2 separate regions of the Homo sapiens genome follow, and region 1 is linked to region 2. A link is an interaction called in ENCODE POLR2A ChIA-PET data of the cell type or tissue named here. Cell type or tissue: HepG2. All regions are shown on one strand. Links, peaks and the distances in the headings refer to the core of each region. The heading gives the core; the rest is flanking DNA. Region 1 overlaps NEDD9 (neural precursor cell expressed, developmentally down-regulated 9). Region 2 holds the start of LOC105374927 (a long non-coding RNA gene).

Region 1 (5,382 bases), core at 296-5,295, 200 kb before region 2:
TTTTAGTCGCTAGTAACTGTCAGATGCATGTGAGCTGTAAAGCCTGGGTCAAGCTGCCTTGCTTTCCTAAATTGTAAAATGTAGACGTTGGGAAAGATGATCCTCAAGCTCAGACCTTCTATGATTGGACTACTGGTCTCTTGTACCCTCTGGCTAGAAGGTAGCATAGTGTTTAAACCGCAGCCCTGTTACCTACACCTTTATGGAGGTTAAATGAGTTAACGTTTACAAAATGCTTATAATAGTTTGGTATGTAGTAGGCTCTATGTAAATGTTTATTAATGTTGAGGGGTGGCAAGGGAAAACCAAATGTAGTGACCTCCTTGTCAAGTAAGTCACTGACAGTTTGCTCCTTCTCGGAGAAAGCCTCGACTATCTCAGGATGCTCAGATGAAATGACCATTCATGACCCCTTTCTGTTTATCCTACTCTTTCTGTCAAGATTGATAGACATGTTATGATCCAGCACTACAGGAAGATTAATGCATATAAATATATGAGCACTTAAGGAAAAAAAGTTTCTAAGGCAGTCTGAATGGGAATTGTGCATCATAATATTTAGTCCCCCAGAGCTGTTAAAAGAAGGGGGTTTTACCCAGAGTCAGATGCATCAGGTGCTGGCTTTCTTCCTTCTTTCCTCATTGCTACCAAATGGTGTATTATTTAAATTGCAATTATAATAATTTCTAGGGATTCCACTAAGACTCAAGAGAGACCTCTCTTCTGCAGATAAGGACTATCTGTGACCTGAGCTTCAGACTCAGTTAATCTCCCACCTGGACGTAGGGATGAGCTGGAGCAGTGATCACCTCACCCAGCTTCCCCAGCTTCTCTGAGAGATGCACAGCCAGCTTTACTTTACTTTTCTTTTTTTTTGAGACAGAGTCTTGCTCTGTCACCCAGGCTGGAGTGCAGTGGCACGATCTTGGCTCACTGCAAGCTCCGCCTCCCAGGTTCACACCATTCTCCTGCCTCAGCCTCCCAAGTAGCTGGGACTACAGGCGCCCGCCACCATGCCTGGCTAATTTTTTGTATTTTTAGTGAGACGGGGTTTCATTGTGTTAGCCAGGATGGTCTCGATCTCCTGACCTCATGATCCGCCCGTCTCGGCCTCCCAAAGTGCTGGGATTACAGGTGTGAGCCACCGTGCCCAGCCTTCAACAGCTTTACTTTTCTAGAATCTGTTTTCTTCTTAGCGATTGCTATGGTTTCTACAAGTTCCCCAAAGCCCTGCAGTCTTACCTTGCCAGATGCCAAGGCAAACATAAATAGGTACAAGGTGATATTCCAAGGTATTTAATCATAATGGATTATATTTTATATATCTTAGGCTTTATGCAAATATGTTCATCAATATATCATGTCATTAGATGGGGGGGGTACTTTCCCATTTTATAGGGAAGTAACTGAAGCTCGGGGAGGTTACCTGACTTGACATAGTTGGTTGGCCAGAAAGGATTAGAACTCAGATTTCCTAAATATAGCATGCCATTTCATGTCATTACATGCCATTTCACTTCATTTCATCTTAAAAGGCTTGTAAATAAATCCTCAATCCATCTCTCTTTATTTGTATGCCCTTGTTCTAGCAATAGTCGTCATTATCTCCCCTACTCATACCCAGCTTTTGAATGAACATGCCCTGCCCAAAGTCCTCAGTAGATAGGCCTGGATATATGTTGAAAACATTGAATTCTGCTCTCCTACCTTTAGATTGGACCAAGGCCAGGCAAACCATAGGCTTGTGTTGCTGGCGAAAGAGAGACAAATAGCGAGGTAGAGACAGAAAGAGAGAGAGAGAGAGAGAAAGAGAAATGGCCCAATCAACGTGGCCCAATCAGACTCTTTCTTGGGAATCTGATGAACAAGAGAAGGGAGCTAACCATCGGAAGAGGAAGCCGAGATGAAAAGCCATCTATAGAAGTTCTGAGTGGCCATTTATGGGTTCTGCAAAGTTACAGGGGAGCCAAATGAGTAGATAATTAGAGAAAACCAGAAAATAGGTGAGAGTGAAGTAGACTGATAGAAAGAAGCAAAGGAACTACAAGAAGGAGAGATAATTTACAGTTCTAGTTCTCCCCAGACCTGGCTCTATCTTCACTTTCTGTTACTGAATTCCCCTACTGTGGCTTTACTATAAACCTGCTTGCTTAGGCTAGCTTGAATGGGTCTTGTTTCTTGAGACCAAATGCCTTAACCCAAATAGTCCTCATATGTTAGATATGCAGGTTTAGCCTTTAAAAAAATTGCCGTTTAGATGGAACCCAGGTACACCCAGTTGAACTAACAAGGTCATAAACCTTCTCTTTGCTTTTAAACCCCATTCCGTGCTTTGGAGCTGATTCCTGCCAGTGAGCTGGAAGAATCAAAATCATAATCTCTTGAAGTGATACCTTTCCTTAGTGCTAGGTGGGAAATCTTTCCAATGCCAAGCAGTTTTTGCTCTGATTGAACTTACCTGATGATGTTCCAGCTGCATCTTGTTCTGTTTCATGATATTCTCTTTTTCCAATAGCTCTTTCTGTTGCCTCTCAAACTCCTCCTTACCCTGTTAATTTTCAACATAAAGAACATATTATGTCATCACTGTGATTCACTTATGCTAACAATTTCATTGACGGATGAGTAAATACTCTTTATTTTCCACTGCCTTGGCAACATCTCAAATGCCCAGTGAGGCACTGTGAACCCTAGACGACAGGGGTGGCAGAAAAATAAAGCCCATTGCCATATAGGGTGCCAGCTTTCTGGGGCACCTTAAAATTTTCGGAGAGCTACTCATGATTCCCTTCAAATCTCATATATAATGTTCTTTTTATAGTCTCTGGGTTCTTTTCTCATAGATTATATGTGAACCTGTAAACCCCCAAATGCAGGTCTAAATGTGGTCCACCTCTCACTTCTAGTTCCCTCAAATCATCTATAGATTTCTGCTCCAAGGCAGTAGTTCCCACTGTGCAGGGTCAGACAACCAGTAAGATGAATGTTCAATGCCTCCATCCTCTCTCTCTCCACTTCCTTCCTCAGCATCAGGTGGGGCTCAGTTCTCCTTGCCACACTTTCTTGCGCTTGAGGGAATTTGGCATAATAGTTACGTAGTTCTCAGTATAATCTGTGACTCTCAGTCAAATTAAAAGAATGGCAGAATAAGATAGTAAGCCTAGTCCTAAACAATGGATCTTGGTAGATTTTTTTTTTTTTTTCTGAGACAGAGTCTCGCTCTGTCGCCCAGGCTGGAGTCCAGTGGCACGATCTTAGCTCACTGCAACCTCCGCCTCCCAGGTTCAAGTGATTCTTCTGCCTCGGCCTCCCAAGTAGCTGGGACTACAGGCGTGCATCACCATGCCTGGCTAATTTTCGTACTTTTAGTAGAGATGGGGTTTCACCATATTGGCCAGGCTGGTCTTGAACTCCTGACCTTGTGATCCACCTGCTTCAGCCTCCCAAAGTGCTGGGATTACAGGCGTGAGCCACTGCGCCCAGCCAGTAGAATGTTTTAATCCCTCAAAGTGGAAGGGAAAGCTGTCGGAATCCCAGGTCAACTTGGAGCTTGGTAGAATTCCCAATTGTAGGAGGCCAACTGTGACTATCCAATGTCCCATACACAGATTAAGCTCCTAGGACAGCTAGCTAATGCCCAGTGGTCCTCTAGGTAAGTCTGAGATGGGGCTAAGTTTTAAAGCAATTATACACACACATACACAGAGTAGGGCTAGCAGGGGCCTTAGAAATTCTCTGGTGCAAAGGTCTTCTATTCTTTTTCTTAATGACGAAAACTTTTTTTTCAAATAAAATATTGCATGGAACTATACATAAAACACAAATAGAAGTGGAGCTGGTATTATTATTAGAGGGCCTATTATCCTACTTGGTGAGTCTCCTCTTACCTGAGGTATATCAACGGGATCTAATCCAACCCCTTACCCCATTCATTTTGCAAATGAGGAAATTAAGGCCCAAGGAGGTTGAATAAGTTGGTCACACAGTAAACGTCAGAGAAAGGGCTAGATCTGAGTGAGTACTCAGGACTCTCAGCCCAGCGTTCTTACTACTCTACGACACTCCCTCCAATTTGTGAACCATGTAGATTAACATTAATTATGTTCTCTCCTTTGGCAGTCCAACCCGACATCCTTATAGGCATCTTTCTCAGGCTCCCTGCATGTGAGTGAGTGTAGGTGTTTTATGAGTTCCGCTGTTTTACCTGTAGGTGGACGTAATCGTAGTCATCCATCCAGCTCCTCTCAGAACCATCACTGCTGCTACAGTCAGGGGCCTGCTCCTTGCTCAGGCCTGGGGGCAGTGCCTTGTTGTGGGCCTGGGCCTTGTGGTCACCAGGATGCAGCAGCTGTCCCTGGGAGCCACCGTGTGGGTACTCCGTTGAGTTCATGATGCTCTCCGGCCCATTCTTCAGATGCAAGCTGCCAGGGCCGGGTCTGAAGAGGGCCTCTGCGTTGGTGTTGATGGTTGTGGTGAGCTGCTTGGCGTCATCGGGCACCGTCTTTGCCACCATCACAAACCGGTCCAGATCGTCACACTTGTTCTGGGGCTTGTTGATGGCCAAGATATTCAGGGACCAGCTGCACTCATTTAAGTCATGGCTGGTTTGACTCAGGATCTGGTGGGAGTCTTCAACTCGTTGCAGCTCCCGCTTCATCTTGTTGTGGAGGATGAGTTCCGGGAGGCAGGCAGCATTTGCAACAGCTCCCTTGACAAAGTGGAGGTACTCCTTCAGGAACAGCTCCACCTTGTCCACTGCTGTGCGTATTTCATTGATGTGTCTTTCCATATATCCGTAACACCGCCAGTCGGTAGTGACCAGTGCCATTAGGCTGGAGACACCCATCTCAAGGGCCTGCTGGAGCCGCTGAAGTCTCTCAATAGCTGTGTCTGGATCCAGGAAGAGCCTTTTGTCCTGAGCTGGGGAGGCTGACAGTGAGGACTCCTTGGAGGAGGTGGAAGACGTGGACATGTTACTCCGGGTGCTGCCTGTACTGGAGAAAGACAATCGGTTGATCCCATCCACCAAGTCCCGAGAGCCTTTAGCATCTGGCGGGTTATGCAGAGGGACATCATAAACACCATCCCTTTCCTGGGGGTTTGCTTTCTCACTGGTTTCTGCTGGTGGCTCAAGAAACTGAACGCCTCGGGGGACATCATATGCGTCGTTCTGAGAGCCCACTGACTGTCCGAGTTGCGGGGGTGGGTGATTCGGGGACAGGCTCTGGTGCCTTCGAGCCACCGGTTCTGCAGCTCCTGGAATGTCACAGTTGTATTTTACATGAAGGTCCTTCCCTGCTGGCTTGGTGCAGGTTGGAGGAATGTCATAAACCCCCTCCGGTCTGAGGTCCGGCCTTCCAGCTTGTCTCATGGGAGGGGGGA
Region 2 (5,382 bases), core at 183-5,182:
TGCCTATCATCGGTATTGATAACTCTAGTATCAGCTAGTAGCCCTCACCTGTTGACACTGAGTGGATTGTGAATGAGCTTTTTTAGACTTTAGATGAGACTGCTGGGAGACTGTAATGATAGGCAAGCCTTGTTTTGGCCACAAACTCTCTAAAATGTCCTTTTTAATCTTGAGCTCTAGCAACACAATTTTGAGATCTGTCATAATGCACCATACCAGAACCCACGAAGACTTTACAAAACATACATCATCTGAATGACCTCAAGACTACACGACAACACATATTTGTTGTATTTGTTATTTACCAAATATGTATGTATTATGTATCATTACTTACCAACCAATGAAATCTTTTCTTTTTTTTTTTTTCTTTCTTTTTTTTTTTTTTGAGACAGAATCTTGCAGAATCTTGCTCTGTTGCCAGGCTGGAGTGCAGTGGCATGATCTCTGCTCACTGCAACCTCCGCCTCCCAGTTCAAGTGATTCTCCTGCCTCAGACTCCCGAGTAGCTGGGATTACAGGTGCAAGCCACCATGCCCGGCTAATTTTTTTGTATTTTTTAGTAGAGATGGGGTTTCACCATATTAGCCAGGATGGTCTTGAACTCCTGACCTCGTGATCCACCCGGCTTGGCTTCCCAAAGTGCTGGGACTACAGGCTTGAGCCATCACGCCCGGCCAATGAAATCTTTTAAAAATTCCATATAGATGCCGCAGTTCCACTTCGGGATATATATATCCTAAGGACTTGAAATTATGTTGAAGAGATATCTGTACTCCCATGTTTACTGCAGCACTGTTTATAATAGCTAAAATAGGAAATTTTCCTGTGTCCATCAGTGAACGAATGGATAAAGAAAATGTGGTATATACACACAATGGAATACAATTTAGCCTTAAAAAGAAAGAAATCCTATAATTTGCAACAACAGGGATGGATATGGAAGACATTATGCTAAGTGAAATAAGCCAGGCACAGAAAGACAAATACTGCCTGCTCTCACTCATATGTGGAATCTAGAATAATTTAACTAATAGAGAGCAAAATGATGGTAAAATGATTTTTGCTCCAAATAATGTAAAAATACCAGAGGCTGGAGGTCAGGGAATGGGGAGGTGGTGGTAAAGGGGTAGAAAGTTAGACAAGAGGAATAAATGATAAGTATTTAAGGGGATGGATATGTTAATTAGCTTGATTCCAACATTCCTCGTTGTATACATACACCATAACATCACTGTGCACCCTATAATTATATCTGATTATAATTTGTAAAAAAAATAAATAAAAGGACACATAAAAATGTAGAAACACACTGATATCATATACGGGTGAATACATATTTGTATCTGAGATATGGAAAATAAAGACACCAGGAGTGATTTGAAATTGCTCTTTCTGGTTCCTTTGTGGAGGAGTTAAGACCTGTCTATGGCATCCAAGAAGAAACAGGATATGGATTGGCAATTAAGCCACCAGCTGGATTGCTCAGATAATGCCACAGTTAGGTGGAGCCTTAGAGGTCATCTAACTTTATTTAGTACATATTACTTATTCTTTAACATTTCCATCATTTCTTTATTACACAAATAACACACAGTCGTTATTGAAACCAGAAAAAAGAAATAATTTGAAAAGATGACAAAACCAATGTTACATTGGAGAATACATTCTTTTAGACATTTTCCCATGCATATGTAGTGTTAGCCATCAGAATGTATTAGTTTTCTATTGCTGCTGTAACAAGTTACTGCAAACTTAACAGCTTAAAACAACACAAATCTGTTATATTACAGTTCTATAGGTTAAAAGTTTAACACAGGTTTAACAGGGCTAAAGCTGGGGTGTTTGGCAGGCTGTGTTCCTCCTCTTTAGGTTGGGAAGAATCTGCTTCCTTGCCTTTTTCCAGCTTCTAGAGGCCATCCACATTCCTTGGTTCACGGCCCCTTCCTCTATCTTGAAAGCCAGTAGTGCAGCATCTCTCTGACCATTCTTCCCTCATCACATCTCTCCTTGACCACAGCTGGGAAAATCTCTCCCTGATTTTAAGAACCCATATGATTAGACTGGGCCCACATGTATAACATAGGACCCTATCTCAATGTTGTAACTTAATCATATCTGCAAAATCCCTTTTGCCATGTAAGGTAACATAGTCTCAAATTCTGAGAATTAGGATGTGGACATGTTTAGGGCTATTATTTTGCCTATCACACATAGAGATGAAACAACTCATGTTCGTGCAGGATACGTGACTTACCCAAGATCACAGGCTGGTAAATATTGGATCTATTAGTTAAACTTTTTCAGCGAGTCTGATGCAATTAGATTCTCTGGTGGAAATTCATGATGAAAGAGATGTAAGGAACTAATGGAAATTACTGATGAAAGGGACATAACAAAGAAATGCAGAGCTTGAATGGACTTAGTTCTGAGTCTCACACTTTGTTCTCAGTCTACAGATACCATGATCTTGATCTCTCAAAAGCAGGCATTGGCACAGGAGGTGCCTGTCTGTTTCTGCTGCCACTCTTGACATCTCTCAGATGACCCCTTCTGGCTCCTTTCAATTTCCTTCTTTTGCTGTTTGGCTTGGCTTCTGCTGTCTCCTGCTTCCACCGGCTGCCTCCTTTCCATGAGTCTCTCGGTTTCTGGATCCTATTGCCACTTGCATTTCTCTCTGTGTCATTTTCAAGTTCCCTAAAAGAAAATATCTGATATAGTTCATTGTTCACTGCAGGGCACTAGGCAACCCTTATCGTGTAGAGATTCCCACTGTGTTATCTCCCTGGCTGCCAGCCAGTTTGCTGATGGCTGTCTTCAAAGACAACTGCCATTTCCTGGTTTCATCAGCCAGGATCATAGGGTCAAACGTGACAATCTGCACGTACGAAATCACTCATGGTCACCTCCCTCAGCATAGCACCACGGGCAGGGTAGGCACAGAGAGACTTTTCTCCGAATCCTGGACTGGAATTTTCTTCCTGGCTCACCCCTGCATATACTGAAGCTGAGCCATATCGGGGTACCACAGCTAGAATGATGTAGCTGAATGAATGAGCGTGAGAAGGGGCCAAAGGGGAGGAAGACATCAGTCCCGAGAACCAAGACTGAATATGGGCATTTGGAAAACAGTTTAGGTAATTGCATTCAGTACTTCAAGGCTCTAATTGCTGTTCTTTAACAAGGAGGCCACATTGGCTTATGAAAAGTTCTAAAATTATATAATTTTTATCAGTAACCAGGACCTCAAGTTGCTCCCACAAACCACATAGGGCCTTGCAAAATGAGGCTTTGGGAAGGGGACTCTGATGTTTCTAAATTTCGCACCCTTTGGTTTCTCCAGCTACATTAGCTCTGAAAGGGGCACAAAATGGCCTCATTAACTGGGGAAGAACGAGTCTAAACGAGTTTCAGAAGAAGAAAAGGTCTCTTGGATCCATTGAGCCCTGCCACCACCCCCACCAACCTTCCTAATGGAAGAATGCTGCTGGAAAAGTGTCATCCGATATTTCCCACAAAAATGTGTGCTGTGGTCACAGCTCAGAGATGCCAACACAAATCTCCAACACAGCCACCTCCTGACTGAGAATACATTCTGGGCTGTTTTTAGTTTGAGCCTCAGTAATCGGGGACAAAAGCTGATTTCAATTTTAATTAATTACATGGGAGTGAACGGCCATCTGATCCATAGGGGTCATAGCACATAATGCCCTCAGTGGCACTATGCCGGCAGAGCACTGGGAGGAACTTGTCTTTGTGGTATGCTACATTTTCTCTTCCTGTTGCACTTTTAGAGAAGATTCTCTAAAAATGATTGTGTCCTCAGCCTCCTACACTTTATAATAATTAACCAAATTCATTCATTTTTACTTTTTTTAAATAACAGTCTTCCTGCTGCCCATCAAAACATATTTTTTGAGCAATAAGCACTCTGTTCAGAGCTGGAATAAACTGGTGAGTAAAAACAGACATGGTCTGGGAGACTACACAGATTGGATATTTTTGCTCCAAATAATGTAAAAATACAACTTACACTGGGTTGAACAATAGATATTTGCTGCCTCATCAAGCAAGAATCCAGGGGGTAGGGTGGGTCCAGCATTGGTTAATTCAACAGTTCCATAGAAGTCTTCATATCAGCTTTGGTCTGAAGTTCTTGGTTCCCTCATGATTGCAAACTGTCTGCAATAGCTCTAGGCGGTGCATTCCCAACCACATCTAAATGAAAATAAATTAAAAAACCCAAAAGAAAGGCTCACTGCTCTTCGGATCTCTATGCTTCTTTTTGAGAGATGATTCCTTTCCTAGAAAAACTCTTCCTCCAAGGCTCACTCTCCAGCAGACATATCCACAAGTCTTAGAGGCAGAATTGCATCCCAAGCCTGTTCCTAAGCCAGTCAACAACAAAGCAAATGAAATGGTCCTAAATGGTTTAGGACCGTCACATTTTACCTCCTGGGGTTAAGAAAAGGCTCAGTCTGCAGCCATAAAAAGGAATGAGTTCATGTCCTTTGCAGGGACATGGATGAAGCTGGAAGTCATCATTCTCAGCAAACTAACACAGGAACAGAAAACCAAACACCACATGTTCTCGCTCATAAGTGGGAGTTGAACAATGAGAACACATGGACACAAGGAGGGGAACAACACACACCAGGGCCTCTCGGTGGGTGGGGGGGCAAGGGGAGGGAGAGCATTAGGACAAATACCTAATGCACGTGGGGCTTAAAACCTAGATGACAGGTTGATAGGTGCAGCAAACCACCATGACAAATGTATACCTGTGTAACAAACCTGCACATTCTGCACATGTATCTTGGAACGTAAAGTAAAATTTAAAATTAAAATTAAAAAATAAAAGGCTCAGTCTTTCCCAAAGCACAAAGATGCCCCATTCAGAAACACAATTCAGGATCCTTAGCAGGGAGAAAGGATAGTTATTGGATAAGAAGCCAGCAATGGCTGCCTCAATAAGAGACTTTCAGATGACCTGGGAGGGAGGGGAAGAAACACTACCCACCCCCAACCCCGCTCCCTAGTAAGCACAGAGTCAGGAAGATCAAAGTTTTAGGGTCAGCATTGCTACTTAGTAGTTGTTAGATCTTGGATTAGTTATTTAGCCTTGTGGAACCTCAATTTCTGCATCTGTGAAGTGGGAAATTACACCTATCTCACTGGGTTGCAGTGAGAATCAAATATATTAGTATATGCAAATTACCTGGCAGGCACCCAGCCCATAGATTTGTCCAGTAAATACCATTCCCTTGCCCAAAGCCCTTGGGCAGCTTACAGTCCAACTTGCTGGGTAACTGACAGGTCAGTCTGCTCACATTCTGATTATTAAGCACTATGGAAAAGGTATGTAAAGAGGCTTCCTAGGGG

The links. ChIA-PET counts read pairs that join two places held together with the same protein. Peaks named below come from ENCODE experiments on the same cell type or tissue, not always from the same donor. Only the 100,000 strongest peaks of a DNase experiment are listed, where the experiment ranks them.
Region 1: POLR2A ChIA-PET joins it to region 2 with 5 read pairs; 8 of 35 experiments call an interaction of 5 or more read pairs at or near these places.

Annotation. Positions count from the first base shown.
Region 1 is chr6:11,185,760-11,191,141 of GRCh38, forward strand. It overlaps NEDD9 (neural precursor cell expressed, developmentally down-regulated 9), which reads right to left. Exons shown (of 7, transcript NM_006403.4): 5 at 4,205-5,382; 6 at 2,459-2,548. Among named protein-coding and RNA genes, the nearest start is that of NEDD9, 44 kb to the right of the region's middle. RefSeq lists enhancers at 1-464, 3,938-4,709, 4,710-5,382. In HepG2, for the core only: no CTCF peak of the experiment used is centred there; a DNase peak (open chromatin) is centred at 2,622.
Region 2 is chr6:11,390,362-11,395,743 of GRCh38, forward strand. LOC105374927 (a long non-coding RNA gene) reads right to left here and starts at 4,501. Exons shown (of 2, transcript XR_926477.3): 1 at 4,034-4,501; 2 at 1,514-2,697. RefSeq lists a silencer at 4,552-4,764. In HepG2, for the core only: no CTCF peak of the experiment used is centred there; DNase peaks (open chromatin) are centred at 2,330, 2,820 and 3,500.